2 separate regions of the Mus musculus genome follow, and region 1 is linked to region 2. Evidence: chromatin loops called from intact Hi-C (ENCODE). Cell type or tissue: heart. All regions are shown on one strand. Links, peaks and the distances in the headings refer to the core of each region. The heading gives the core; the rest is flanking DNA. Region 1 holds the start of Zfp788 (zinc finger protein 788). Region 2 holds the start of Zfp715 (zinc finger protein 715).

Region 1 (16,042 bases), core at 5,493-13,492, 1.7 Mb before region 2:
AGTTATTCATTTTTTTTTTATTATTTTCCTTGTGTGTTTAGAAAGTTATTTTATGTCCAATCTGACAATTCACTTTCAAAGTGAAGAGTCTGTTTTTATTACCGAATAATAGTTTCAGTTTTCACCATGACACAATTCTGTATGAATTGTCTGTTACACTACAGAGTTCAGGCCAGCCCTTCCGTTTATTACAAATTATATGCTATGTCTCCATGTGCTATCCTCTTGCATCCATCATGTTCAGCACACTTGTTTCCTGACAGCAGAAGAGCTGAAGGTTGGGTGAGATCATCTTGGCACAGTCCTTGTAGTGGTGTGCCTTTTTGCATCATGTTTCTATATTATTTTCATGGAAGCCCACAAAGTGAAATAATGATTTTCTTTCATTTCTTCCAGTCCTGTCTTGCTTTCATAACAAGGAACTGTTCAAAATAGAGAGCAAACAAGAATCTGCCCAGAGAGAAGGACCAGGACAATTTGGAAGTTCCAGGCTTGGAAAGTTACACGTAAGGAAGTTCTGGGAACGTAGAGGTGACAGTGAAGAGCATGAGTTCTGGGATGATGGATCTGATGTGTATGCAACTCCCACTGCTGACATTCCTGACAGGGGAGATAAAGAAACTCAGCCTTCTCCTCACACAGTTCACTCTGGGCCACGTCCACATTCACAGCGGGAGGCTCTTTTAGGAAAACATTCCCGTCAGTCTTTGAAACACAACTTTAGTCTTCATAGAAGTGTGAATTCACTGAGAAGTAACATGGGGTGGGGGGTACATAGGAGTCTTTGAGAGCTGTTTTATGGAGTATGGGATTAAGCAGTATTTCAGTATTCTGTGACGAAAAGGGGATTACTATCACAGGACAACACATAATGATATCAGAGTGAGACGTATTTGACTGAAAATTCTTTACAACTTCCTCAACAGGTAAATCTACCTAATGACACGGACTGCAATGTAAATCAACATAAGACTGTGCATGAGAATCCAGTAGGAAGTGGAAGCCATCATTGGTTGGGTATTTCTGAATACCGCCACAGATACCAGGAAGATAATAAAGGCCTTACTACAGACTTTGCACTGCATAATAACCACAACAGTCAGTTTACAGAGATTGCTTACCAAGGTAACGACTCCTGGAATACCTATAAACAAGATGTAACTCCTAGTGAAGGACAGATAAGTAATTGTTCTCTGGAGAATTGTTACAATAATGATAGATGTAGGGGTGTCTCTGGTCAGTATACACAATCATCTTTGTACCAGCAGGACTATAGCCAAGAGAAGCTGTCCACAAGCAGCCAGCAGGATAAAATTGCAAATGAGTCCTCAAATTGTAGTCAATGTACTGAAATTAAGGCTAGAGGAGAATTTAACAGACAGAGATATGATAAGTACAGCAAAGTCTCTGTTGAATCACCAAGCATTGATAGGGATAAGGTAAATGATATTCAAAGAAAACCATGCCTGTTTATGGGAAGTGATAAATCCTTCAATTTCTATTTAAATATGACTCAAAATGATTCAAGCCACACTAGAGAGAAAACGCAAAAATATAAAGTATATAAACTGGAGATTACCTCTCCTTCGAAACTTGTTGGGCATCCGAGATTCTTTGTTCAACAAAAATATAGGAAATCTGGGAAATACTCCAGGAACTCCTCAGGCCTCACTAGACTTAAGATGCTTCAACCTGGAGGAACGCCATGCAAATCTACAGAATGTGGGAAGTCCTTTTCTCAGTTCTCAGGCTACAGAGAGAATTATACAATCCATACTGGAGAAAAACCTTATAAATGTAAAATATGTAAAAGGTCTTTTACTACAGGTTCATATCTGCAAGCTCATCAGAGAATCCACACTGGTGAGAAACCATACAGATGTAAAGAGTGTGGCAAGTCCTTTACTCATGGCTACTCTCTTCAAATTCATCTAAGGCTTCATACTGGAGAGAAACCTTACAAATGTACAGATTGTGGCAAGGCTTTTGCCGAGGGCTCAACTCTTAAATCCCACCACAGGATCCATACAGGAGAGAAACCCTACAAATGTAAAGAATGTGGAAAGTCCTTTGCCACACGATCAAATCTTCAAGGTCATAGCAGAATTCATACCGGAGATAGACCTTACAAATGTGCAGATTGTGGCAAGTCCTTTACCAGCCGATCCTGTCTTCGAACACATCACAAAACCCATACTGGAGAGAAATCTTATAAATGTAAAGAATGTGGCAGGTCTTTTGCCGAGGGCTCAACTCTTAAATCCCACCACAGAATCCATACTGGAGAAAAACCCTACAAATGTAAAGAATGTGGGAAGTCCTTTGCCAAACGATCAAATCTTCAAGTTCATAGCAGAATTCATACTGGAGATAAGCCTTACAAATGTGCAGATTGTGGCAAGGCTTTTATCAGCAGCTCCTGTCTTCGAACACATCACAGAACCCATACTGGAGAGAAATCTTATAAATGTAAAGAATGTGGCAAGTCCTTTACTCAGCACTCCCATCTTCAAACCCACTACAGAATCCATACTGGAGAGAAACCTTACATATGTACAGATTGCGGCAAGTCCTTTTCTAATAGCTATTCTCTTCAAAGGCATCATAAAACCCACACAGGAGAGAAATCTTATAAATGTAAAGAATGTGGCAAGTCCTTTTCCCAGGGCTCACATCTTCAAGCCCACCACAGAATACACAGTAGAAACAAACCTTGCAAGTGTAAGGAATGTGGCAAGGGTTTTGCAGAGGGTTCAACTCTTAAAACCCACCACAGAATTCATACTGGAGAGAAACCCTACAAATGTAAAGAATGTGGCAAGTCTTTTACTGAGGGCTCGACTCTTAAAGCCCACCACAGAATCCACACTGGAGAGAAACCTTACAAATGTAAAGAATGTGGCAAATCTTTTACCATGGCCTCAGCTCTTAAAATTCATCACAGAATCCATACTGGTGAGAAACCTTACAAATGCACAGATTGTGGCAAGTCCTTTACCCAGCACTCACATCTTCAAAGACACTGCAGAATCCATACAGGAGAGAAACCTTAAAAATGCAAAGAATGTGGCAAGTCTTTTGCTGAGGGCTCATCTCTTCAAAAACATCACAGAATCCAGTCATAAGAGAACCTTTACAGATGTAAAGAATGTTCAAAATCTATTACCTGATTTGCAAATCTTAAAAATCATCCTGGAATCCATACTGGAAAAAGTCTTTTCAAATGTAAAGAATGTTTTGAATACATTACCAAAGACTGTAAATTTAGAACACATTATAAAATTCACGTATGAGACAAAAGCAAGGGTAATTACTGACATACTTGTTCACCCAAGAAAAATGTTCTTTAAAATATGAAGTATAGATAGAAGCCTTTAACCAATATTTAACCCTTCCTCAATATCAGAGAGTCACACTAGGAAGCTCTACACTGGTATGAATTTGAAAACATTTTACCTAGAAATACATCGTATATTCACTCTGGTGGTTTGCCTGAAAGTGGCCTGCACAGATATATAGGAAGTGACATTATTAGAGGGTGTGGCCTTGTTGGAGTATGTGTGGTTTAATTGGAAGAAGTCACTGGGGGTGGACTTTAAGGTTTCAGATGCTTAAGCAAGGCCCATCCATTGTCATTCTTCCTGCCTCCTCTCGAACCATGTGTAGAATTCTCAGCTACCTCTTCAACACCATATCTGCCTGTGTGCCACCATGCTTCCCAAATGGAGATAATTGACAAAACCTAAAACTGTAAGTGTGTTCCTTAAATATTTTCCTTTATAGGAGTTACTATGGTTATGATGTCTCTCACAGCAATAGAAACCCTAAATAAATATGATATCCACTAAGCAATTTTTTGAAAATAGGTTACATATGTACTAATGTTTCATACAGAATTATTCTGAAATCAACTACTAATAATGGTATAGAATTCATGTTACATTTGACTAAACTTGTAATAATTTAAAACATAAAGACTTGTAACTAATATTTCTCATAACCATCTAAAATCAAAATTGTTGCACATTTATGTACTTCAGTGGAACAGGATATTTATATTTGTATGGTATAGCTTCGATGTAAAGATATTATAGGATATTATAGGATTTGAGCTTTAAGTATATGTTATAGATTATGTATAATATTAAATTAACTTTCTGTCTCAATTACTAGTAAATAAATTAGAGCTTGTGTTTGTTTACTGCTACCTTGGGGTAATGAATTTCTATTTTATACTGGAAAGGTATCATTAATGTTAGCCATTCTATGAGTGATATTTTTAACAAAAACATGTCGCAAAAATACAATGGGTAATTGGGAGCATTTTAGGGATGTGCAGTGAGGTAAATGTGGGATGTAAAGGTGAATACCACAGCACAAAGGATCTGGTAATGGAAATAGGAACGAGGCTTCCTGAGGGAAGCAAATACAGAAGGAAGAGGAAGGACGGTAACTTAATAAAAAGGTGCCTGAAACAGTCATGGTGCATAAGTGATGTGATAGGGGAAACAGGAAAGGAGGTTTCCTAAGGGAAGGGGAAGGGAGGCGAATATGGATGGATGGACGGTACCATGTAAGGATGTCTAACTATTTGCCTTGAAACCAAACTTCATATAATTCTGTTTATAAAGCTACATATATAGTTATGTATCTTACTTGAGCTGAGAACCCTCTCTCCAAGAACTGAAGACCACTTAATGAAAATCCTAATAGCAGTCCTGAGAAGTTCTTTTGAATTGTTTACTAGGGCTATCTAAGAGACTCCCAAAACCTACAGCCCATTGCTGCATTACTTATCTGGCCAGAGAAGTAGAAAGGATGTACCCATTGCTAAAGACACAGACCATGCACTTCAAAAAACAGGGCCCAGAGATTCTTGAGCTGGCACTGTGCTGAATGCTCCCACCCTGGGACTAGCTATTATGGTACCAAATAGTTTCCAAAGAGACAAGCAACCAAGTCTTTCCTAGCTGTGATGCCTATTAGCTACATCAATGACCAGCATTGCACAATAAATAAGGGTAAAGTAGTGGCGCATAAACCATGACAGTAAACAACAGCTCTAATTAGACTTAAGACCTACTCAACCAGAGGGAAAACATGCTCACTGCTAGTGCTAGTGAAGTCATGGTTATTGAAGGAGACTCCACAGCACTAATTTATTAAACCAGCAAAATCCCCACAATCTGTAAATATCTGGCCCTATACCTACAAATAAATATCATCTTTACTACTCATCAAGGAAACTTCTGTTTGCAACACACAGGGATCACTACAGAAAAGCACAACTAATCAACATGCAGAGTTCTGGAGCCTAATATCAATGATACATGTAGAGAAACATTGGTTTTTTTTAAAGATTTATTTATTCTATAGCTGTCTTCAGACACTCTAGAAGAAAGTGACAGTTCTCACTACTGATGGCTGTGAGCCACCTTGTGGTTGCTGGAATTTGAACTCAGGACCTTCAGAAGAGCAATCAGTGCTCTTAACCTCTGAGGCATCTCTCCAGCCCTAGAGAAACATTTGTATATCAAAGGCTTAGAGACCATTTCAGAAGAAGAAGCAGAAAAACCAGACCATAAGAGCCAGAAGATCAGGAAGTTTGCAGGCAATCATGTTTCCCAGTAATAACCAAAATGACACCCTCAAAGTGCCACCGACATGTTAGCTAAGCATGAGCTGAATAAGGACACCAGTGGACAGGGAAAAGAGCAAGAGGTCTTACCCCTACACAGAATCATTATAAATAACTGAAGAAAGGTCCATCTTCAATAAAGTTTCCTCTGAGATTCTCTTGGAACTTTACAGATAAGTCACAGAGTCTTCCCTCTTAGAGCATAAGTTTTCAAATAGTTTATATAGATTACTGATAGTAGAACAAGACCTTTAGTTACAAACATTCCCTTAGCAAAGTAAATGACTCATCCAGCACACACCATGGGAACTTAATTTTCAAGTCAGGGTCCATCACTTTTCAAAGAACATAGACTTCTCCCAATAAAAGTGATGATGCCTGGACACTGCTCAGAGGGCTTTGTTCAGGATGCCATGTGGGAGAACTACAGTGACCTGGTCTCTGGGGGTGAGGATATATTTCCTTCATGATTCCCACTTCATCCTAGGCTGTCTTTCAATCACTACTAATGATGATTAGACTTGCAATATAAAAATCACATACTAGGTAAAGGACAACTTATTCTTGTGTAAAAGACATCCCCTGTGTGGATACAGGGTAAAGATTAAGTAATGACAATAATGAAGTGAGAAGTAAAAAATAAACTAAAATGGTGGATGTCATGACTGCTGGACTTGAATGAATGGAAGGAGTGAATATGTTTCGAAAAAAAGAAAAAAAAAAGCTGAGTATCTTAGACTGGTTTTGTTTCTTGTTTGTTTGTTTGTTTTTGTTTTGTTTTGTTTTGTTTTTTTTTCCCGAGACAGGGTTTCTCTGTGTAGCCCTGGCTGTCCTGGAACTCACTTTGTAGACCAGGCTGGCCTCTAACTCAGAAATCCACCTGCCTCTACCTCCCAAGTGCTGGGATTAAAGGTGTGTACCACCACTGACCGGCCTGGCTTTGTTTCTTAATCCAATCATGTGACATGTTTCATTTGATTTGAAAATTGAAGCTATTATTACTTTAAGTTATTCTTGAAAGGTCTGTGACCATTTAAAAAATGATGTTTTATTCTTGATTTTGATGCTCTTGTTTGATGTTCTTTGTACTTTGTGTTTGAGTAGTTATAGCTGACATTGTTTCCTTTCTTCAGTCTCTTGGCTATCCTTCTCTTAGTTTTATTATTATTATTATTATTATTATTATTTTGGATTTTTGAGACAGGGTTTTTCTGTCTTCTGAACTTTTGAAGTCTTAATATAGTGAGGGGAAGAAATCTGAAGCGTTTTGTACCTGAAATAATTTTCCTATCACCATCTAAGTTTTTGTTTGTTTGTTTGTTTGCTTGTTTTCGAGACAGGGTTTCTGTGCAGCCCTGGCTGTCCTGGAACTCACTTTGTAGACCAGGCTGGCCTCGAACTCAGAAATCCGCCTGCCTCTGCTTCCCAAGTACTGGGACTAAAGGCGTGCACCACCACTGCCAGGCTCTAAGGTTTTGTTTTTGTTTTTTTATGTCCTCCAACTTTTATATCTTTGAATTATTGACCTCAAGGCACTGTCTACCCTCAAATGTTTTCTTGGATCCTCATAAGTTAAGCTTATACCCTCAGACCTTTCATAAAGCTACATCTTTCTATACAGCTATTGACCATGAGACATAGGTGGTTGATCACTGGGGAACAGTCACTGAAAACCGAGTTTTTTAGATAAGGGAGTAGCAGAAGGTTACATCTTGGAAAGATTACATCTGGAACTTGTATATCTTCTATCATGAAGCCTGTGAGCAAGGCAACCAGTCTGCCTTTTTGTTAAGCGATCTGGTAGTCTTAACTATCTAATGAATTGACTAAAGAGCTAATACAGTAGTGGATTACCTTGGGGTAAGGGGCTGGTCGCCCTATCTAGCTGTTAAGCTGCAGTTAGCTTAGCTGTCAATGTAGTCAGAGATCTGAGAAGAATAAATTATAATCTAGATGTCATATATTAATTTTAATGTGTTTTATAAAATGGAGCCAGTGGTACCAAAGGGAGCGCCTGCCTGCCTAGGCCCATGCCAAAGAGTTCCCTCTGAGAAATCAGCTATAGGATGAACTTAGTATGAAAGGGAGTTTATTTGGAACCTGGGGAAGTCGGTAGAGGCAGAGAAGACGGGGACAGAGAAGAACAGAAGAAAAGAGAAAGAGGGGAAGAGGCTGGCTGGGGACATTAGAGGGAGGGAGGGAGGGAGGGAGGGAGGGAGGGAGGGAGAGAGAGAGAGAGAGAGAGAGAGAGAGAGAGAGAGAGAGAGAGAGAGAGAGAGAGAGAGAGCGCGAGCTTTTTTATCAAGCCAGGCTCTTACCTGGCTGTTGCTAGGTAACTGGTGGGCGGATCATCAAGGAAGTGACCATTACTGATGAATGTTTGCACCCACAAACATAGACAAAAATCTTTGAATTTGTCCCAGCATTACAATAATAAAAAAGGTGTACTAACACTTGGGAAAGAACAGAGTAACAAAACAGTATAATCAGAAACTTAAACACAAAGAAACTAGCTGCCTTATGGTCCAACTCTAAAACTCCACCTATTCCAGTCAGAGTAGTTGCCCATGCCTTCATTCAACAATCAGAACGCGTAGACAGACAGATCTATTGAGTTCTAGGCCAGCTTGGTCTACATGCCAAGTTCTAGCTAGTGAAAGTTACTTAATGAGACTCGGTCTTTTTTTTTTTTTTTTTTTTTTTTTTTAATACGCAATAAGAACCGCTAAAATCATCACTGCTGCAGGGCCCGCACAGCATCAGAGTCCTCAATGGAAGCTTCTGGCCCGTCCAGACAGATCTGCCCAGGGGCCACTAGGAGGGGTCAATCTCAGGTTTCTGAAAACTACTGGACGCTGGCTGTCCCACTGTCACCCGCCCCTATCCCGGGAAAGATGACCACAGCCAACTCGGTCGTTTGCCCTACTCCATCAGGGATCAGTAAGCTGCTACTCGCTTACATAAGCTTCACCACGGCGGGGTTCTGCGCTGTCCTCATGGCTCCGCACAGCGGGCCCACAGTGCACTGCACTCCTGTCCATTGCGTACCTCTCCCTCAGAGGCAAAGCAGAACACTGAGCACCGCCTGCAGGGAAGACCCGCCTCCTATCCGTGCTTTCTGAGGGAACTGCATGTCCCGATGCTTTGATTGGCTAAAGAGGCGTGAGTGACAGACGTTCCCTTTGATGGAAAGGAGAGCTAAAGGCGTAGGGAGAGCCACACTCCTTCCCAGTTGTGTGTTCGCTAAAGGGTGCAGACCTGTTCCAGATCCAGGGAGATTTGCATTTAAGCAGAATTGTGTAGTGGGCAGTGCACATGAGCGACCCTGTGCTCTGAAGCAAGGAGTGCCAACTAAGTGCAAGAAGACAGCCGAGCCAGTTCTGGGAGGAAGAAACAGGTTCTGTGTAAATGTAGATCTCACTGGAGCTCATTCAGGTCCGCACATAGGGCCGAAGGCAGGGCTGGGAGTGACTAGCAGTACTGGTCCCTTCAGTCATGTGCAGCTTAAGGATGCTATCACTCAAACATTGCTAGCCAATCAGAGCTTCCAAGTAGGCAGTCCAATCGAGTGCCAGCGGGAGGCGGGATTTCTTGGCCGCCATGCCACCTTCCAAGCTCTAAGACTGAGGTAGTCGCGTTGGAGACGTTGCTCTGTACGAAGTGCACCGCTGTGACAAATTATGAGGCAAATTATGTGAAGAGAGCGGGTGAGCCTGCAAGCCGCGCTATGGTGAGCAAGGGACCCTTGTCCCCAGATGGGGTGGATCCGATGTGGTGCATCCTCACCGGGGTTGGGGCGGGCCTTTTGGTACTGGCATCAGGATTCCCCCTCCCCGTGGGTTTAGAGTTACTCCCCACCCCCACGCCCTTGCGGGCCTTGGGGGGGGGGGGGGACGACTTGATGAGCTCTGTCCAGCAAGAGGAGTGCCTCGATGTTGGTGACGTCAGTTCCCTGTATGTGAGCACTGGTAGTGTTGTTGGCGTTTCACCACACTGCTAACCTTAAGACCCTCTAGGTTTTCTGTGTTATGTTCTTGATGTTCTGAATGCATGGTGCAGGCTGTATTTAGATTTAGGTTCCCCCCCCCCGGGGTGGGTGGGTGGGAGGGTATAGGGGGGCTTTCGGGATAGCATTTAAAATGTAAATGGAGAAAATATCTAATAAAAAAAAAGGAAAAAAAAAAGAAAAAACGTATTCATTTTTTTTTCCTTTTACAATCTTTTGGGAGAGCACTCCCCATGTTTTAAATCCATATTTATTTATTGCGGGCTGGCAAGTGTGCCAGTGTGCCTGTGGAAGTCAGAGGATAGTTCCTGAGAATAGGTTTCCCACTGTGCTGGCCCCAGGGTTTGAATTCAGGGCAGCAGGCTTGGAGATAGTTACCTTTACTGGGCCTTTCCAGGCCCTCTCCTATTTTAACTTTTTTGAAGGTTTATTTTTATTTTATGTGTATGAGTATGTGCTTGCATGTGTGTATATACCAAATGCATGTGCAGGCCAGAACTGGATTTGGATCTCCAAGAACAGTTTTAGATGCTTTTCAGATGCCACGTGTGTGCTAGAAATTAAACTTGGGTTCTCTTTAAGAGCAACGAGTGGTTTAAACCACTAAGCCGTCTCTTCAGAACCCTAATTATTAGTTTAAGGATTATTTATGTTTTGTATATGTATGTGTCTCTCAGTATAAATGCTACATGTGTGTGATTCCCCACAGAGGCCTGAAGAGGATGTCGGAGGCCTTGAAGGTAATGAATGTTAAATGCTGTCATCAGCCACTGAAGTGAGTGCTGGGAACCAAACTCAGGTTTTCCAAAATAGCACACTCAACTGCTGAGTCATCTCTCCAGCCCTCCGTGTACTTCAGGGGACACTGAGAGACAAGTGTAAAGGTCTCTGGAGAGAGGTGTCCTTCATATCCTCGTCTGTCTGAATCCGTAAGCCCTAGTACTGAGCTTTTCTGTCCTACACAGTTTTCTCTAGGTGGGGCTGAATGGAACTACAGGAAAGTCTGAGATCCTAGCTTGAGTCCCCAAAACCCTCTGTGGCAGTTCCTCTTAACTTCTCTAATGCCAGCCTTTAATACAGTTCCTCATGTTCTTGTGACTCACGACCATAAAATTATTTTTTCATTAATTCATTAATTCATTCATTAAATTTACATTCTGATCAAAACCTCCCTCCCCCTCTCCACCCAATTCCATCTTTACAAATCCCTCCCCACGTTGCCTCCTCTCTTCCTGGGGCATCCAGTCCCAGCAGAACTAAGCACGTCCTTTCCCACTGAGGCCCAACCAGGCAGTTCAGTTAGGGGAAGGAGATCCAGGGGCAGGCAACTAAGTAAAAGACAGCCCCCACTCTAACTGCTAGGGAACTCAGATCAAGACCAAGCTGCTCATCTGCTCCAAATGTGTAGGGGATATAGGTCCAGCCCCTACATGCTTTTTGGTTGGTGGTTCAGTCTCTGTGGGCCCCCATGGTCCCAGGTCTGTTGGTTCTGTAGGTCTTCTTGTGTTATCCTTGATCCTTCTTTCTTGCTCAATCCTATCCCCTACTCTTCCAAGCTCCTCCTGATGTTTGGCTATGGGTGTCTGCATCTGTTTAAATCTGCATGTGACTCCTGTCTACAAGCATAGCTGAGCATTCACTAATAGTGTCAGGGTTGTGTCCCATTTGGGTTGGGTCTCAAGTTGGGGTAGTCATTGGTTCCCTCAGACTCGGCTCCATTTTTATCCCTGCATCTTTTGTAGGGAGAACAAACTGGGTTGAAGATTTTGTCGATGGGGTGATGTCCACCTCCCTCCACTAGAAGTCCTGCCTGGCCACACTAGGTGACCACTTTAATCTCCATATCCTTCACTGGTAGAAAAGAACCTCAGCTAGGGTCACCCCCATAGACTCCCTGAAGCCTCCTCCATCCATGTCTATAGTTAGTCCCAGAGATGTCTTAGAACCATTTCCATTTCTTTGCCCAGCACTCTCCTGCCTACCTCCAGCCATACCTGATCCCCATCTCCACTGCTCTCTTCACCTCCTTTCCCACCCAGTTCCCTCTTTTTTATCCACCTCCAGTGACTATTTTGTTTCTTCTTCATGCATTCCTTCTTGGGCATGCCCTGTTAGTTTCTTTGGTTTTGTGGATTGTAGCATAGGTATCCTGTACTTTACAGTTAATGTCCAATTAATTATAAGTGAGTACATGTCTTTCTGGGTCTGGGTTACCTCACTCAGAATAATATTTTTCAAGTTTCATCCATTGCCTGCAGTTTTCATGATGCTCTTGCTTTTAGTAGCTGAATAGTAGATGTACTACATTTTTTTAAAATCCAATCTTCAGTTGAGGGGCATCTAGATTAATAAAGCTGTTATGAACACGGTTAAGCAAGGATCCTTGTGGTATAATGGAGCATCTTTTGGGTATATGCCCAGGAGTAGGATAGCCAGGTCTTGAGGTAGAAGTATTCCCAGTTTTCTGAGAAACCACCAAATTGATTTCCAGTGGTAGTACAAGTCTGTACTCCAACCAGCAATGAAGGCATGTTCTCCTTGCTACACATCCACACCAGCAGGTGCTGACACTTCAGTTTTTGGTCTTAGCCATTCTGACTGCTTATAAGATGGAATCTCGGAGTCTTTGATTTGCTTTTTTTGATAACTAAGGACATTGAACATTTGTTTAAGTGTTTCATGGCCATTCAAGATTCCTCTGTTGAGAATTCTCTATTGAGTTCTGTACCTCAATTTTAATTGGGTTATTTGGTTTGGTGGTATCTAATTTCTTGAGTATATATATATATATATATATATATATATATATTTTGAATATTAGGCCTCTATTGGATGTAGGATTAGTAAAGATATTTTCCCATAATGTAGGCTTCTATTTTGTCCTATTGATGGTATCTTTAGCCTTACAAAAACTGTCCAGTTTCATGAGGTCCCACTTATTAATTGTTGATCTTAGTACCTGAGCTATTAGTGCTCTGTTCAGGAATTTGTCTACTGTATTCAAGGCAGTTCCCCACTTTCTCTTCTATTAGATTTTTAGTGTGTTTGATTTTATGTTGAAGTCTTTGATCCACTTGGAGTTGAGTTTTTTGCAGGATGATAGCTATGCATTGTCTTAATTGGTGTTTCCATTGCTACGAAGAGACATCATGACCAAGGCAACTCTCATAAAAGGAAACATTTTATTGGGGCTGACTTACAGTTTCTGAAGTTCCATCCATTATCATCATGGTAGGAAGTATGGTAGCATGCAGGTAGACATGATGCAGGAGGAGCCTGGAGTTTATCTTGATTTAAGACTCTCTTCTGTAGGAAGCCTGGAGGAGACTCTCTCTCCACACTGTGTGGAACTTGGGCATAGAGACCTCAGACCCCATTCCCACAGTGAAACACTTCCTGTATAAGGGCATACTTCTTTCAATAAGGCCAAAATCCTAATAGTGCCACTTACCATGGGCCAAGCATATTCAAATCACCACTTGAGGCTATTTGCATTCTTTTACAAGCAGACATCTAGTTAAATCAGGACCATTTGTTGAAGATGCTTTCATTTTTCCAATGTAAGGTTTTGGCTCCTTTGTCAACTATCAAGCATTCATAGTTCATAAGTATATAGGTTTATTTTTGGGTCTTCAATTCTATCAATCAGCCTGTCTGTGTTTATGTGAATACCATGCATTTTAATTAGTATTGCTCTGTAGTGTAGTTTGAAATCAGGGATGGTGATGCCTTCAGAAATTCTCTTATTGTACAGGATTGTTTTAGGTATCCTGGGGTTTTGTTTTTCCATATGAAGTTGAGAATTGCATTTTTAAGGTCTGTAAAAAAATTGTATTGGAATTTTGATGGGAATTGCATAGAATATGTAGATTGCTTTTGGTGAGATGGCTATTTTTACTATGTTAATTCTACAGATCCATGAACTTGGGAGATCTTTCCATCTTTGGATGTCTTCCTTAATTTCTATCTTCAGAGACTTGAAGTTCTTCTCATATAGATCTTTCACTTGCTTGGTTAGAGTTACACCAAGGTATTTTATATTATTTGTGGCTATTGTAAAGGGTGTTATTTCCATAATTTCTTTTCTCATTTGTATAAAGAAGGGCTACTGATTTTGAGTTAATTTTGTATTGAACCACTTTGCTAAATGTGTTTATCACCTGAAGGATTTCTCTGGTAGAAATTTTGGGATCACTTATATACTATCATATCATCTGCAAAAAGCAATATTTTCACTTCTTCCTTTCCGGTTTGTAACCCTTATCTCCTTTACTTGTTTTATTGCTCCAGGTATAACTTCTAGTTCTATGATGAATGGATAGGGAGAGAGTGGACAGCCTTGTCTTGACCCTCATCTAAGGCGAATTGCTCTGTTTCTCTTCCTTTAATTTGATGTTGGCTGTTGGTTTGCATAAATTGCTTTTGTTATGTTTAGGTATGCACTTTGTATCCCTGATTTCTCCAAGACTTTTATTTTTTTACTTTTAAATTATTCGATATTTTCTTTATTTACGTTTCAAATGTTATCCCCTTTCCTGGTTTCTGCTCCGAAAAACCCCCAACCTATCCCCCTTCCCCCTGTTCACCAACCCACCCACTCCCGCTTCCTGGCCATGGCATTCCCCTACACTGGGGCATAGAGTCTTCACAGGACCAAGGGCTTCTTCTCCCATTGATGTCCAACAAGGCCATCCTGTGCTACATATGCAGCTGGAGCCATAGATCTCTCCATGTGTACTCTGGTTGGTGGTTTAATCCCTGGGAGCTCTGGGGGTACTGGTTAGTTCATACTGTTGTTCCTTCTATGGGGCTGCAAGCTCCTTTAGCTCCTTTAGTCCTTTCTCTAGCTCCTTCATTGGGGAACTTGTGTTCAGTCCAATGGTTGGCTGAGAACATCCACCTTTGTATTTGTCAGGCACTGGCAGAGCCTCTCAGGAGACAGCTATATCAGGCTTCTGTCAGTAAGCATTTGTTGGCATCCACAATAGTGTCTGGGTTTGGTGACTGTATATGGGATTTATCCCCAGATGGTGCAGTCTCTGGATGGCCTTTCCTTCAGTCTCTGCTCCACACTTTGTCTCGGCATCTCCTCACATGAGTATTTTGTTCCCCTTCTAAGAAGGACTGAAGTACCCATACTTTGGTCTTCCTTCTTCTTCAGCTTCATGTGATCTGTGAATTGTATTTGGGTATTCTGAGCTTCTGGGCTAATATCTATCTACTTATCAGTGAGTGCATACCATGTGTGTTCTTTTGTGACTGGGTTACCTCACTTAGGATGATATTTTCTAGTTCCATCCATTTGGCTAAGAATTTTATGAATTATTGTTTTTAATAGCTGAGTAGTATTCCATTGTATAAATGTGTACTGGCTGGTTTTGTGTCAACTTGACACAGGCTGGAGTTATCACAGAGAAAGGAGTTTCAGTTGGGGAAATGCCGCCACAAGATCCATCTGTAAGGCATTTTCTCAATTAGTGATCAAGGGAGGAGGCCCCATTGTGGGTGGTGCCATCTCTGGGCTGGTTGTCTTGGTTCTATAAGAGAGCAGGCTGAGCAAGCCAGGAGAGGCAAGCCAGTAAGTAACATCCCTCCATGGCCTCTGCATCAGCTCCTGCTTCCTGACCTGCTTGAGTTCCAGTCCTGCATCCTTTGGTGATAACAGCAGTGTGGAAATGTAAGCGGAATAAACCCTTTTGTCTCCAACTTGCTTCTTGGTCATGATGTTTTATCCAGGAATAGAAACCCTGACTAAGACAAAATGTATCACATTTTCGGTATCTATTCCTCTCTTGAGGGACATATGGGGTCTTTACAGCTTCTGGCTATTATAAATAATGCTGCTATGAACAAAGTGGAGCATGTGTCCTTTTTATATGTTTCTCCAAGAGTTTTAGATGTAGGTGTTTTAGATTTTGTCAAAGGCTTTTTCAACATCTAATGAGATAGTCATGTAACTTTTCTTTCACTTTCTTTTTATAGTGGATTACATTGATCAATTTTCATATATTAAACTATACCTGTATCCCTGGAATGAAGCCGACTTGATTATGGTGGATGAAGTTTTTTATGTGTTCTTAGAATCAGTTTGCCACTATTGAGTACATTTCCATCAGTGTTTATAGTAGAAATTGATCTAAAATCATCTTTCTTTGTTGATTTTTTTATGTTGTTTTTCAGGGTGACTGTGGCCTCATAGAATGAGTTTGGCAAAAATGTTCCTTTTCTTTCTATTTTATGGAATAGTTTGAGGAGTATTGGTATTAACACTCTAGCGAAAGTCTGGTAGAATTCTGCACTAAAACTATCTGCCCCTAGACTTTTTTTGGTTGTGAGACTTTTAATATCTACTTCTATTTTCTTAGGGGTAATAGGACTGTTTAGATAGCTTATCTGAT
Region 2 (16,042 bases), core at 4,164-12,163:
ACTCTGACTTCTGTAAGAACACTTTCCCACATCTCTCACAGATAAAAGGTGTTTCCTTCCTGTGAATCAACTTATGTTTAGAGAAAACTGACCTGCTTCTAAAGGCTTTCCCACAATGAGTGCACACATAAGGTCTCTCTCCTGTGTGAATTCGCTCATGTTCTTGGAGTTGGACCTTAGTACAAAAGGCTTTCCAACAGCTGCTGCATTTATAAGGTCTCTCCCCTGTGTGAATTAGAAGATGCACCTTCAGTTCAGATGGAGAGCAAAAGGACTTCCCACAGAAACTACATTTGTAAGGCTTTTCCACCATGTGAATTTTTTCATGTCTACTCAATGTTGACAACTGTTTGAAGGCCTTCCCACACACAGAACACACATAAGGCCTTTCCCCTGTGTGTATTCGAGAATGTGCCTTCAGTTGAGATGTTTTACTAAATGATTTCCCACAGTCAGGACATTTACAAGGCTTCTCTCCTGTGTGGATTTGATAATGTGACTTCAATTGGGATGGATAATTAAACAACTTCCCACAATCAGGGCATTTGTAAGGCTTCTCACCAATATGAAGTTGCTGATGGGGTATCAAAGTAGCCTCCTGGAGGCCTGTCTCACATTTCTGAGAGACAAAAGGTTTCTCTTTAGTGTGAATTAACTGATGCTTACGAAAAGATGACCTGCTACTGAAGGCTTTTCCACATTCAGTGCACACAAAGGGTTTCTCTCCTGTGTGGATTCGCTCATGCTCTTGGACTTGTTCCTTAGTAGAGAAGGCTTTCCCACAGTGGCTGCACTTATAAGGTCTTTCTCCTGTGTGAACTCGATAATGTGCCTTCAGTTGGGACATTTTACTGAACAGTTTCCAACATTCACGGCATTTGTACGGCTTCTCTCCCGTGTGATTCTGATAATGCACCTTTAGTTCACATGGAAAGTTAAATGATTTCCCACACTCATGGCACTTGTAAGGCTTCTCCCCTGTGTGACTATGGCAATGCACCTTCAGTTGGGATGGGTAATTAAATGACTTCCCACAGTCATTGCATTTGTAAGGCTTCTCCCCAGGGTGAAGCTTCTCATGCCGGTCTAGTATTGATTTCTGATTGAAGGCCTTTCCACATTGAGAACACACATAAGGTTTCTCCCCTGTGTGAATCCGTTGATGCACCTTGAGTTTGGCTGTTTTACTGAATGACTTCCCACATTCACGGCATTCATAAGGCTTCTCACCCGTATGAATCTGATGATGCACCTTCAGTTGGGATGGAAATTTAAATGACTTCTCACAGTCATTGCATTTGTAAGGCTTCTCTCCATTGTGACATTGTTTATGGGATGTCAACTCTGATTTACGTAAGAAGGCCTTCCCACAAATGTCACAGATAAAAGGTGTGTGATTCTTGTGAATCAATTCATGTTCATAGAAAGCTGACCCATCACTGAAGGCTTTTCCACACAGAGTACACACATACAGTTTCTCTTCTGTGTGAATTTGCTCGTGCTGTTGGAGTGCAGCTGCATTACAAAAGGATTTCTCACAGCTGCTACACTTGTAAGGGTCTCCTCCAGTATGAACTACACGGTCCACCTTCAGCTGGAATGGATGGCTCAGTGAATCTGACACATAAAGGAAAGCCTTTCCACCATTGTAGGAAACAATAGGTCTGTCCACAGTGAGAGTGATCTCAGGTTTATGCAAAGATATGGCATAGAGTACCTCCTGGCACTGAGAACTTTGATCTGCTTTCACCTGAAAACGGTTTCCATAGATCAGTGGTTGTTTATGGCTGAGAACATCTCCATTCCCAGTACTTCTGTATGATTCTTCTCCTCCATGAGTAACCACACAGTTAGCATTACAGGAGCCTGGTATAAGGAGTTGACTGGATGCAACAATGTCAATGAGCTGATCTCTTTCATTATGACCATTTGCTCCTAGGCTTACATCCAAACTTTTTGGAAGTGAGTGATATTGTGGAAGACCCTCTTGTGTTGAAATGAGGTAGGGTCCCAAAGGAATGGTTTCCCTGGGCTTTTGATATTCATGATCACTATTTTTGCTCAGAGTTTTCTTGAGGAAAGAACCAGGAGGGAAGAGTAGAATCTGGTTTTGTTGACCTCTCTTTGTAATGTCAGCACCCTGCCATAGTTCTTGTAAAAGGGAACACCATGAACCATCTCTTGTCACTTCACTTGCCACATTGCTATAAACTGATGTTTTCCCAGATGCTTTCTGTGGTAAGGTATCATTTCCTGATTTTTCTACAAACAGAAAGAGATGGAGGAATAAGCAGAGTGAATAGGATGGAGGATGAATAAATCATACAGATGGACTGAGATTGAACATTAATGCCTAAATCAGGTTCTAATGATGTTGATGGTGCTAACTAACAATTAGTAGAAAAAAAATTGTGTATTCAAAAAGAAAAACAAGTAGGAATTGCAAGATAACAAAATAAAGTATCAAGAGAAAATAGTTCAGAGGCCCATAAGAGAAAAAAATGATTAGTCAAACAAAAGGCCTTTCTGATTTGAATGAAGAAGATCCCAATTTCTGATCTCCAAAAATGAAGGAAAGGGACCATCTTAGAGGAACTGTGCTCACATATCTAAACAAGGCATGAGAGACTGTAAGCTCAAGGACTAAGAAGTCTATCATAATACAACAATGAGAACTGCTTGTTCAGAATAAACAGAGCCTTCAAGGCAAACCTATTAACACCAAGCCTAAGGTGCCACAACTAACTGGAAAAAATGAACCAGTCTAGGAAAGAAAATCAATGAAATCAGAGACAAACACAGAAAGCAAATCATAGACACAACACAAATGACAGTAAGAACCCAAAAGACAATATACTAATTCAAAAGTCAGATAGTAGAAGACACAAATTACAACCAGTTCTTTCCCCATTACTTGAGCAATATATTAACCAACTTGCCAGGTGTTCACAAACAAGATGTGCAAATAATTCTTGTGCACATACGCATGGGAATATAACCGGTCACTGTAAGAAGAAAATGCCTGAGGTAGTCCACTTAGGTTTACTCCTCTCCATGGACAGACAAGCTCATCCCACAAACTCATCTTTCAGAAAGTCTCACATCGCCTCACATCAATGATAAATGGACTGAATTTATTATAAAAATAAAAACTCCAAGGAGAAAACAACCTAATAGTGACCACCACTGAGGACTTGGTGAGACAACTGACAAAGGCATCATGAAATCTACCCGACTTGGGAAGCAATGGCTCACCTTGACATCTCTGGCCTGGGAATTCAGCCTTTGCTGTCTGTGCCTCCTTTCCTTTTTCCATCCTAAAGATGACTCCAGGACTGGGAATGGAATACCCTGTTAATCAAAAGGATATTGGGTTTTGGGGTAGTTTCTTATCTTTTAGAGATGATGCAATGAAGCTTTGCACTACCTCATTGGGAAAACCAAGTCAACACTCTTATTTTGTATAAATCCTAGTAGGTGAACAAAAGAAATGAAGCACCAGGACAAATGAAGTAAATACACACGCATGCACGCACACACATACACATGCACAGAGGGGACGGGGAAGGGAGGAAGGAAGAGAGACAGAGACTGACAGAGATTACACTTCTGATACCTCACTATGCTTTGGAAAGAGAAGGAAGAACATCTTTCCTCAATAAGGTCCACCCTGGGTCCCCAGCCAGCCGTGCTCACCCACTGCCAAGAGGTGGCTGTAGATCTCCAGCATCACCTCCTGGTACAGGCATCTCTGGGCGGAGTCCAGATGCTGCCACTCCTCCTGGCTGAAGTTCACAGTTACATCCTCAAAGGACATCCATCTCTGTAACAATGTACCACAGTTCACTGTGAATGACTCGTCATTGGCAAATGGAAAAGTTATATATATAAGGTTAAGTTTTTAATGATATTTCACATATTTTTCACAAAATATCTACTTTTCATTAATTTGGGGAGATAGAGAATGCTTATAAAGGAACCAATCCTTCCATCCATCATACACAACCACATTTCTTTCTTTCTTTTTTGGGGGGGTTGGGGGGTTTCGAGACAGGTTTTCTCTGTGTAGCCCTGGCTGTCCTGGAACTCACTTTGTAGACCAGGCTGGCCTCGAACTCAGAAATCTGCCTGCCTCTGCCTCCCAAGTGCTGGGATTAAAGGCATGCGCCACCATGCCCGGGCACAATCACATTTCTTAAGTACATTAGAAAAGGATTTCTTTTTAATAGTCTAAGAAAGAACACACAGCACAACATTAAGCAACAATATCCCAGGTTAGTTATGCTGGATCCACTGGATGCAACATTATGAAATTGGCATTTAGAAGCTGCTTTAAGTATTGACTTCTTGCTTGGAAACTAAATGCCAGATGAAACCTGACATCTCTGACTTCATTCTGGATCTGTCTTCTTGACTCTGGGTCACCTACCTTCCTCTACAGATTAGCACATAGTACTCAAAGAGGACCAGTCTAAACTACCCTAATCCCCTTCAAAGATGAAGATACAGAGATTGGTCATTGTCCTTAACTTTAATTTTTTCTCTTGAGGTTGTATACTAAAGCAGAAGTAACCAAGAACCCTCTCTTGTAATAAGGTCTTCTTAGTTATACATGTAGCTGCTTACCGATCAACTATGAAAACAAGCTTCCTACCTCCTGATCCCTAGTACAAAAATCAACAATTCTCTCTCTCCTTCCCTCCTCTTCTCTTCAAACAGAGTTTCATTCTGTGGCCCGACTGGCCTGGAACTCACTGGCCCAGAACTTGTTATATAAATCAGGATGGTCTAAAACTGCAGTTATCCTTCTAGCTCTGTGTAATAATTTCTCAAGATGTTTCCATTAAGTATTTTGCCCAGGTGAGAAAAGTAAGAAATGTACCTGCAATTTATCTTAACACTCCTTGCTCTCTGTACACTTGTACAATGTACCTCATAAGACTTCTCATACCACCTCGAAAAGAATACTCAAAAATAAATACACCAACCTTAGACACAGATTACATCACTTGAACATGGTAATTTCAAAGACCACAAAATCTTACATATAGCTAGTGCTAATAAATGTAAGCTTGACTCCATCTTCCAAAGCTCTCACAGGTTTTGGGTGTCTTTATGGCCCTTGGCTTCAGAAACTCCAAATTAAGTTCATATGGACACCTCTTGAAACTATTTTCTACAGGTCAACTCAGGATCCTTGGTCTACCTGACTATAGCTTGTGATGGTCACTGTTAATTGTTAACTTAATGTGGGAAGACCTGTCCTAATTACAGAAGAGACCATTCTTAGGGTATGAGATCTTGGACTATAAAAGGCAGAAGAGGGAAAACAAAAACAAAAAACAGGGCTGGAAAGATGACCTAGCAGTTTAGAACACTTGTTCTTACAGAGTACCTGGTTCAATTTCTAGCACCTACATGGTGCCTCACAACCATCTGTAACTCCAGTTTAAGGGGATCTGATGGTCTCATCTGGTTCCTAAAAGCATTAGGCACACACACTGTGCACATTAACATAAAAGCAAAAACACTCATCATACATACAAAATGAAATACCCCTCTGATATGGACTCAAGTTACACAGTGCACAGTGTTGCTCTGAGTCTCCCTCAGCCAACAGCAGCTATTGCCATGTGTCACCATCACACTAGACAGTACATGTTTATATTAGACACCAGCTTACCAGAACTATAAGGACCAGAGTGCATGTAAGTGACACCAACAAAAAGTAACTGAGCCAAATCTAAAACCTGTCACAATCTAAAGGATAACCCAAGTTATTCTTTAGAATAACAAGTTCTTAAGAAGTAATTAACACAGGAGAAAAAATAAGAGATTAAAAGACTAAAATACTTTTTAGTGACTCTATATGTGTGGGCACTTGGCTGGACCTTTTGAGGGAGACTATGCATATGATAGTATAAGCAGGAACAGTGATGTTAAAAATAACTTATGGTTATATAAAAAGGTGATCATCTCTGGGATAAATTCCAACACACAAAGAAAAGGATAGCCTTTAGTATTTGGTTACCCAATAACCTAGCAATGGAAAGGGATGAGCAGGATGGGAATATGCTGAAGTTACTCAAAGAAGGGGTTAGAAACACAATTCATTCTACTTTTACTTATGTATGAACATCTTAATAATACAACACTGACACCCTTCAGGTCCCCACAGGCATAACTGAGCACGTGCTATTTCTTTCTGAGCTGCAAGTACTTTTGACAGATCTTCTAGTCTGACACAAGTGACACCCGCCAACAGGCAAAGCACTGTCACTTACATGCTGCTTCTCTGTGTAAAATATATTCTGTATTAAAATTCCTTACATTAACATGTCAGGCATATCACTGTGACTACAATGGATAATTCCAGAAATATTCCATTGGAATGCCTAATAGGGAAAATATCAATTAATTATATTACCATGAGAAGTTTCCTTTGGAGGAGTCAACAATTTTCAATATATTTCATCCTGTGGATGGAATGCCTGCACAGCTGGGCTTAGTGGTACACAGTTTGGATTTCAGCACTTCTAAGGCAGTTGGCAGATGGACCTCTGAGTTTGAGGCCAGCTGGATCTACATAGTAAGTTTCAGCACAGCCAGAACAAGAGAGAGAAAACCTGTACCAAAACCAAAACAAGCTCCCGAGAATGCATGCACCTCCAAAATTCACAGCTACCTTTAACAGATGATCAGCTCATGACAGTGGAGCCTTCAGATAACCAATATGCTAAGACTTCAAAGCCTTAATAACTGGGAGAAGCATGGGGAGCCTTTGACTCAAAAACACAAGAGTTCAGAGCTGGCCTCAGCTCTACAGCTAGTTTGAGAATTTTTTTTAAGTGAATAAAGAAAAAAGTTAACATATCAAAAAACTCAGAAGGAACAAACACTGATAACTATAAAGAGTAAAAATGAACAGTAAAATAATGTAAACAATAAAAACAAGTAAAAAAGATATCATAAAGGAAAATCAACAAAGTCCCTTACAAATACTAAAATGTAAGCAAACAGCAATAAAAAATAAAGAAAAAAAGCCATATGTGGTGGTCTATGCCTATAATCCCAAGCCCTGGAAGGTGGAGGCAGAAGGATGAGGGATTCAAGACAACTGTGAACTGCACAGGGGGTTTGAGGCTAGTTTGGACTATATAAGACCCTACCAAGAAACAAAGACGACTAAGAGTGAGGAGCAGAAAGACCAGGTAAGTAGATGCTCAAAAAGTAAATGGACACTAGAGTGTAACCTCAAGCATATATTATGAACATATAAATTAAATCTGCAAGCAAATGCCCTGCTCTCAATGAGCTGACCAGCAGTGATCAGTAAGACTGCTGAGCCTGCACAGCTCTATCTACCTCGCTGCATTTACCCCAGCAGTGGAAATGCTGGGTGTCACACAACACACCTCACAAACTTGACTGCAGTTTTCCAAACTGGCCTAAGTGATACTCTCAGCAGTGGCTCCAAGAGCATTCCTCTGCTTCCTTGGGACACAGGCACATCTACACTTGATATTTTTAGTGTGGCTAATTTTAGACATTCCGGTGGAGGGAGCCATGGAGGAAGCTTAGCTTTTCCTGTTTCCTGAACCACACAAACAAGTCCCTTGCTCATTCAATTTTATATGGACTAAGCTTTTACAAGTAATACAGCCACTCTGAAGGAAGAGGCAGGCAGATTTCTGTGAATTCGGGGACAACCTGGTCTACAGAACTAAGTCTGGCCCAGCAAGGGCTACCCAGTGAGACCTTGTCTCAAAAAGAAAAAGAAAACTTTCTCACTCTGTGCCTTGCCTCTCTCACAAGGAAGGAATTTACACTGAGGAGAGTGGAGAACTTTGAGCTACGAGAGGGAGTGACTGGGGAAGGGGAACAAAGCGGTTAAGGACCATGACATGCTGATGACACCCAGACAATACAGGAATGGAAGACACCAGCAGACATTGCACAGGATAAAGTGAAATGACACAGAAAGCCTAATTTTCATACTCTCCATTCAGAAAAGTCACATTTCAAAATACTACAAAAGTGCAAGAACAGGTCTATGTGCCACTAATCAAACATCAAAACATTTTTGAAGCCGGGCATGGTGGTGGCGCACGCCTTTAATCCCAGCACTCGGGAGGCAGAGGCAGGCGCATTTCTGAGTTCGAGGCCAGCCTGGTCTACAAAGTGAGTTCCAGGACAGCCAGGGCTACACAGAGAAACCCTGTCTCGAAAAACAAACAAACAAAAAAATTGAAATCCTGCTTTTTAAAAGATTTATTTAAAAAATTTATTTATTTATTTTATGTATATGAGTATACTGTAGCTGTCTTCAGACACACCAGAAGAGGGCATAAGATCCCAATACAGATGGTTGTGAGCCACCATGTGGTTGCTGGGAATTGAACTCAGGACCTCTGGAAGAGTAGTCAGTGCTTTTAATGGCTGAGCCATCTCTCCAGCCCTAAAAGACTTTTTTAAATGTTATGAGTGTTTTGCATCTGCATGCATATGCACCATGTGTGTGCCGTATGCACAGGAGGCCAGAAGAGGCCATGGGATCCCCTGGAACTGGATGATAGACAGTTGTGAGCTACCACACTGGGAACTGAACCTGCTTCGTCTGCTCAACAGCAGTGTTCTTAACTGCTGAGTCATCTCGCTAGCAACCTAGAATCCTTTAAAAAAGAACAGTAACTGAGCTAAAAGACAGCTCAGTAGATAAAGGTATCTCCACCAAGACTGACAATTTTATGCCCAGGACCCACAGAGTAGGAAGAAATGATTTCCAACTGAAGTTGTCCTCTGACATCCACACTTTGTGACACGTGACAAAGAAATAATGATATTAAAAATTATCAAAAGAATGAGGGAAGCAGCACATTAAAAATAAAAAGTATTGGAGAGATAGCTCAGCAATTAAGAGGTCATAGTTTTAGTTCCCAGCATATGGTAGCTCACTCCAGTTTCAGTGGATTCTACATCCTATCTGGCCTCCTCAGGCACCTGCTTGCACACAGTGTACATGTGCAAACTCATGCAAGCACAAACACATAAATATATTTTTTTAATTTTTTAACCTTTATTTTTTTCAAAGACTTACTTATTTTATATGTGAGTACACTGTTGCAGTCTTCAGACACGCCAGAAAAGGGCATCATATTCCATTACAGATGGTTGTGAGCCACCATGTGGTTGCTGGAAATTGAGCTCAGGACCTCTGGAAGAGCAATCAGTGCTCTTAAACGCTAAGCCATCTCTCCAGCCAACACATAAATATTTTTAAAAGCTTTAAAAATAAATAGCCAGGTATGGTAGAACACACCTTTAATGTCAGCATGTGGGAGGTATAGGCAAATTACTGTAAGTTTGAGTCCAGTTTGGTTTACATAACAAGTTCCAGGACAGCCAGGGCTATCTAGCAAGAATCTTGCTAAATAAATAAATAGTCTCAAACCACAAATGGTCGAGGAGTGAGAGATGGCTCAGCAGTTAAGAGCCATCTAACTGACTGCTCTTCTAGAGGTCTTGAGTTCAATTCCCAGCAAGCACATGGTGGCTCACAACCATCTGTACTGGGATCTGATGTGTCTGAAGACAGCTACAGTGTACTCGTATACATAAAATGAATCTATTAAAAAACAACAAGACAGATGCTGGCCAACTCTCCCAGCACTCCTCAGTACCTGTGGCTCCTCCCAGCACTTCTTGTTCTGCCTCCTGCCTCCTATCCTAAACCTCTGTCCCAGCAGCAGGGCTTCCACTTCCCTTATCCTAGCTGAATCTGTACAGAACTCTACACTTTCTTGGCCTCTTTTCCCTGGCTGGCAGCTTCCAACTTGCTCTCCCTCCTACCTCTCTCCTCTCATGGTTTAGTCTGTGGGCCATGTTTATCCTGGTCTCTTCCCTCTGCCTGCTTTCTCCCTTGTATCTACAATAAAAATCTTGCCCATACTTTAGGAGAAGTCATGTCCTCCACTTTTTATTTCATTTTTCATTCAATAAATAGCAGTAATTGGGCCTAGTGAGATGACTCAGTGGGTAAAGGTGCTTGCCTATCAAGCCTGACCCCAAGTTTGGTCACTGGAACCCACATACAGGGAAAAAGAAGAACTAACTCTATAAAGTGTCCTCTGAGCTCCATGCCCACAAAAAAGGCAATCACATAATCATACGACACACACAAGTAATAAGATGCTTTAAATGGAAAACTAGTTAGACATGATGGTACACATCTTTAATTGGGAGGAAGAGGCAGGTGAATCTCTGAGTTGAAGGCTAACCATGGACTATACAGTGAGTTCCAGCCCAGCCAGGGATATACAGTGAGACCTTGTCTCAATGTATATGTAAAACATCTGAATGGTAGCATCCTTGGGGTAGAGTAAACGACAGAAGGTTTTAGAGCAAGGAGATTTCCAGCCCACAATATAAGCCTACCCAGAGATATATGCAAGAAAAAGTGAAATAGCATTTCCACGATACATTCAAATACAGGCACATTAACTCTGATATTTACTTAAACACCTAAATCTAGCCAGGCAGTGGTGGCACACACCTTTAGTCCCAGCACTTGGGAAGGAGACAAGCAGATTTCTGAGTTCAAGGCCAGCTGGTCTACATTGAGAGTTCAGGACAGCCAAAGCTATACCAAGAAACACTGTCTTAAAAAACAGACAAAAAAAAAAAAAAAAGAAAAGAAATAAAAGTTAAAAAAGTGAACACCTAAATCTATGGTGTTTGTCTCTAGGATTTACCTGAATAGCTCCAGTTTAGAGCACAGCAGTGCCCTACCAACGGCAGTCCCAGAGATAAACAAAGAATTTGGCTGGGTAAACATTAGTTTAAAAGTGGGTCTCTGTTTACTGGAAACGATCTTTAATCTTCCCCCTCAAAGGAAAACTACCTTGGCCTCCTGGTCACTTGGGAACAGTCTGCATTAGTTGAAAGACCCCACCCTGCTAACATAAATCCTGCTCTTTTTTTTTTCCTCTTCTCCTCCTGCCCCCAACTACAGTTTGCCCCCCAATAGCCTTTTCTTTCTATGCATGGAGGAGTCTAGTCTGGTGATTTACTGCGCTTTTGCTTATACACCCATCCCCAGGAGCTCCTTCCTGCAAGAGACACAACAAAAATTCAAAGCAGCTGTGATTTGGGGACTAAGGGCCTTGGACACATGAAAGGAAAATAATTCTCAGATGACAGTATAGAGGGCTAGCAGGACAATGCAGAGTGTAGAGCACCAAGGCCAGGAAGTCTACTTAGGGGACAGGGAATGGGATTGGCAGCCAGACCCTGGAGCACACTGCCAGGCTGGCAGCTGGGTCACATGAGTTCAACTGGCTGTGTCACCTGGGCCCCAACTTCTCTTTTTTAGACTGGGGCAAGAGCATCAGCTCAGGAGCCTCCTGTGAGGATTAGGACTGGGCCTGCACACAGGAAGCCAGCCCTGCTGCTTCCGCTGCTGCTAACTCCATCAACAGGACATACAAACACTTGGAGAAAATATTAGCACAATGAAAATCTAACCCGTAACACTACTCTTCAAAAAAAAAACAAAACAGTTGTGCATCAAGCAAAAATGTATGGACCAACAGGCAGCTGGAGTCTCTTTGGACACAGCTGTCAGGAAGAGGGATCTGATAAGAATTGCACACACAGTTAGGTATTGAGATTAGCAATCTGAGAGGCTGAAATCTGACCCTTTCCTTTGAAAGTCTAACTTTAAAGTCTTTCCCTGGAAAACCAGACCGCAGACCAACACAACTGTTCCTCTTTCGGATTTAAAATACCGTTTAAAAAGGTGTCAGTCTCGGAGCTCGTTGAGGCTCATTAAGGCTCATTAAGGGAAAACTACTTCCTGCTGTCTAAAAGAATGAAATCTCAGCTGTTATCTAGTTCAGGGTGGAAATGGGACATTCTGATCTGCTCCAAAGATCTGAACTTTATAAACTATTGTCCCATCGGAGAAGAGTTAATTCAACTCCTGGCTACCATTACTTGGGCAGGGGACAGCCACCAGAAAAGTAGATTCATCTGAAGACATGGTAAATAGTTGGGAGGAATAATTATCACCCTAACAGGCTCCCTCAGAACAGTGCTTGCAGATCTTCACTGTTAAGCTTCAGGCTTTTCTGAGTGCTAATACGGAAACTAACTTTTCCTTCTCTTTCTCGGATGCTGGTTCAAAAGCATACTAAGCATGATTTCTCTGAAATACTGGGCTTCCTCAGTTTCTCTGAAAATGCTACACCCACAGCTGTCCCTTTCTACTGTGGCTCACTGGCCTCATGCCTGTATATAAGGCTTAAGTCTCCTCCATCGCCCTCCTCCCTGCAACTACAGGATTTTCAGGATACCTGCTTTGTTACCCTGTTCTGTTTTCCCTAAAACAGAACATGCAACTTAAAACAGATCCATGAGACTAAGAACTGACAAACGAAAACTCTACCTCCTCAGATGCATCATTTCTTACAGGAATGGGCACAGCAGGAAAGCTTTAAGAACTGGGGATTGGATCTAGAGAGATGGCTCAGTGGTTAAGAGCACTGACTGCTCTTTCAGAGGTCCTGAGTTCAATTCCCAGCAACCACAGGGCGGCTCACAACCATCTGTAATGGGATCATGCCTTCTTCTGGTGTGTCTGGAAACAGCTACAGAGTACACACACACACACATAATAAAATCTTTAAAAGAAAAAAGAACTGAGGATGGCAAGATGTAAAAGAGGAACAAACCTAAAAAAAGAGGGCTCAAGAGGAAGAAGAACTTGACATTAAGTAGATGAGACATTATCTATAGTGGTATAGACATGTAACAATCCCACTACTGGAGAGGTTGAGGCAAAAAAAAAAAAAAAAAAAAAAAAAAAAAAAAAAGAAAGGAAAGAAAAAGAAAAAGTTGAGTTTGATAGCAGCCTGGGCTATATGAAAGAATTCCAGGCCAGCCTCACATTAAGACCCTGTATCAAAGAAAGAGAGGGCAAGGGGGTGAGGGGTAATTACTTAGTGTGTGCTATATATAGTCCCTTCCTAACGAGATTAAGATGGTCTCAGAAGTCTGCAGCTTCCTGCGTCTGCCCTGAAGACCCGAAGAACCAATCATGAAGTCACTCCTGCTTACCTCACAGGACTCAGGCTGCTCCTCTGCACCCAATGGCTGGCTCTTCTGTTGGAAATTTGGATCTGCAGCCATGGCCCCTCTGTCTTCTGTTCTTGACGTTTTCTTCGTAGCAAATCCAAATCCCTCAAGAGTCATGGACGTTGAAGAAGGGCTAGCTGTGGCACAGAAGGAAATCCTTAGGCCTGAATGATTGCAGTGGTCTCAGAGACACCGGAAATCACTAAAAGACAACAACCAAACATCTGACCATGAATTGGTGAGGGCCTATATGGAAGAACAGGTGTAGGCAGTGTAGAGGATACATAAAAGCCCTGCTCTTGTTATTAGTCTGGGTTCTAAAACAAACAACAAAAGAAAACAAACAAAAAATTAAAAAACCATCCATTAGGAAGGAAGGACACACTGCAGCACTCACATGTTAACTAGTAGAAAACCAATGTGCTAACTAACTTAGTCATTACAAAATGAGTACATAGGTGCTTATTGTAGGGATCCAGAATGCCATGCTAGGGAAGGCTCACTAAGCCCTCAGCACCTGCCTGAAAGGAAGTAAAATACTTACAAAAAATCAGTACGTTGCCAACTTAATTTTGATTGCATTTCAAACAAACTTTTTAGCTACACATATGCATTACTACTCTGCTTGATTTGCTCGTAGGTCACTAAATAGAAGAACAGGGGTACATATTCGAGCTGTTTTCATTCTAAGGAACACCCTGGCCACCATATCTATGCAGTCCCTTCTGTAGTCAGCATCTAAAAACAGCATTCCTGTTTCCTGTTGCACAAAGCGCTCAGGATGACAGCCAATTTTGATTGTAGCGTGAGTTTCTAGACATTTCCCCGTCTACACAGACACATTAAGAAAAACAGGCTTATCCAATCCTCACTCCCCCACTCCATGTCTGTCTGTGTGCCCCCTCCCCCGCTCCCATGTGTAAGTGTGTGTGTGTGTGTGTGTGTGTCTGTATTTGAGACAAGGTCTATTATTTAGCTCTGGCTATCCTGAACTTGCTATGTAGACCAGGCTAGCCTTTAACTTTCACTGCCTGGGCCCCATTAGTGCTGGGATTTAAAGATATGAGCTACTTACTCCTCTCAGACCAATACACAGTTTTTTAAGCACTCCAAATCAACACAAACATTAGGGTACAAATAAAACGGCCCAATATTATTTTGGTCAACTGCCAACCAGTGATCTTTAACGTCTGTATAGGATCCCAAAGACAGGCAAGCACTGATGCACATAATGTCCAAAGGATTCCCAAGTATGACTCTAATGTGCCCCAAAGAGTGAAAGTGTTTTTAATATTTGGGATCATTCCTTCAATAATGCTGGTCATCCAGAGGTAGGAACGAATTAGTTGGAAAAGGAGACCCAAAAGCAGCCCATAAAACAAGATTCCCTACTTTTACGGACCTTAGAAGAAATCTCTTGAGCTCAGCAGCCTAGATAACTAGGCAGCATGCAAAGCGTGGGACCCCCTCCCTCCCTCCCTCTCTCCCTCCCTCATCCGTGAGAGCCTGAGCACTCGCAGTTCCGACACCTGTGGTCTTGACACTTGCTACTTTGGTCAAGCCGACGGGATTTTCTTCACATAGTGCTAACCGGAATCAAGCCACAGTCACTGGCCACGCCAACACTAACGACCAGAGTCGCCCTCACAAGCATCCCACTCCCGCCCTAGGCTCCATCGCTGCCTCTGCTGACCCCTACGCCAATCACGGCTTGAGTGGGGCACAGGCCACCTCAAAGTCTTCGCCCTTAAGCTCCCGACTCCCACCCGGGGACCCGCTGCGTGCAGCGCCCACTCACTGAGTCCCGCCCCCTAATGGCCTCAGCTGACAACTTTCATGGACGACTGCGTGAAAACCCACAGGAGAGCACATTGGGAAGTGACAAAACACCCAAGATACGGGAAACCCTCGGGAACAGGGTGAAAGCGCACCACGCGACCCCCACCCCATCTGACGAGCCCCGGCAGCCGCCTCAGCCCAGTCCTTCAGCACAAACCAGCGCTCGGCACAGCACTGCGTCCTCCCACCCCCTGCGCCGCCGCCGCCGCCACTCACCTCACACTGCCCGGCCGAGAGCTCTGCACACGGCACGCCTGACGGCGACTTCCGCCCACGGAAGCCGAAGAGTCCCGGATGGAAAAGTTCCAAACCACCTCGCGGACCCGCCAGCGAAGTAACACTCGAATGACTACAACATTTAAGGTTTCACGGCCACTCTATTTCCGGTGTCTTTTAGATTTCCGGCAGGACATGTCCACGCCCAGTAGAATAATGCGCATGCCCACTAACACTTTTGACCCGAGTGTGCCTGCCAGCAGTCAGCATGGCAGACCGGGTGGTTCCAGTTTCCTTGGAAACTGTGGTGGCGGCGTGAGTGAGCTCCGGACGTTGGAGGCCACCATCCAGGAACTTTGATTCCATGTGGGCGGGCAGCTAAATGCAACGCCTTTGAGTGGAAGTCTGAAAGCTGTCTCCCATATGGTGTGACAGGCCTGGCAGGAATATGATAGTCTAAAGAGACATTCTGTGCCCCTTCCTCTACAGACTATTGAGACAATGGAACACAGAAATAGAAATTCCATGATGGGAGAAAGGATGTGCTGAAGCCAGGAGGCAGTCAGAGCAGGGACTTGTCACAGGAAAACAGATTTCACACCGTTCTGACAACTTCCTAGACCACTTTGCAGGACAGACTTCAGTCGGAGACAATGATAGCGAGGGGCCACAAACTAAGATTGCTTGGTAAGACTGCTTAGTTACATACCTCTTGCTTTCTATTTAAACCTAATTCTGCAGGGGAGAAGGGATGATATGATAGAGAGGTAGCTTAACAGGTAAGTGCCCAAACTGCTCTTAAGGGCTCAATTCCAGCACTCACACGTCAGCTCACAACTATCTGTAACTCCTG

The links. Hi-C counts contacts between places; a loop is a spot of excess contacts. Peaks named below come from ENCODE experiments on the same cell type or tissue, not always from the same donor. Only the 100,000 strongest peaks of a DNase experiment are listed, where the experiment ranks them.
Region 1: a loop joins it to region 2, with 6 times the contacts of the local background. A loop is called at or near these places in 3 of 42 quality-filtered maps.

Annotation. Positions count from the first base shown.
Region 1 is chr7:41,624,327-41,640,368 of GRCm38, forward strand. It overlaps Zfp788 (zinc finger protein 788), which reads left to right and starts at 9,205. Exons shown (of 6, transcript NM_023363.3): 1 at 9,205-9,368; 2 at 10,354-10,384. Gm51480 (a long non-coding RNA gene) reads right to left here and starts at 8,687. Exons shown (of 3, transcript XR_003946761.1): 1 at 8,599-8,687. In heart, for the core only: a CTCF peak has its summit at 8,653; DNase peaks (open chromatin) are centred at 8,645 and 9,195; H3K4me3 peaks cover 2,125 bases; H3K27ac peaks cover 1,930 bases.
Region 2 is chr7:43,297,915-43,313,956 of GRCm38, forward strand. Zfp715 (zinc finger protein 715) reads right to left here and starts at 15,386. Exons shown (of 5, transcript NM_027264.4): 1 at 15,190-15,386; 2 at 13,117-13,271; 3 at 3,697-3,823; 4 at 3,256-3,351; 5 at 1-2,262. The coding sequence starts at 13,251. In heart, for the core only: a CTCF peak has its summit at 7,546; DNase peaks (open chromatin) are centred at 7,497 and 11,347; H3K4me3 peaks cover 646 bases; H3K27ac peaks cover 1,207 bases.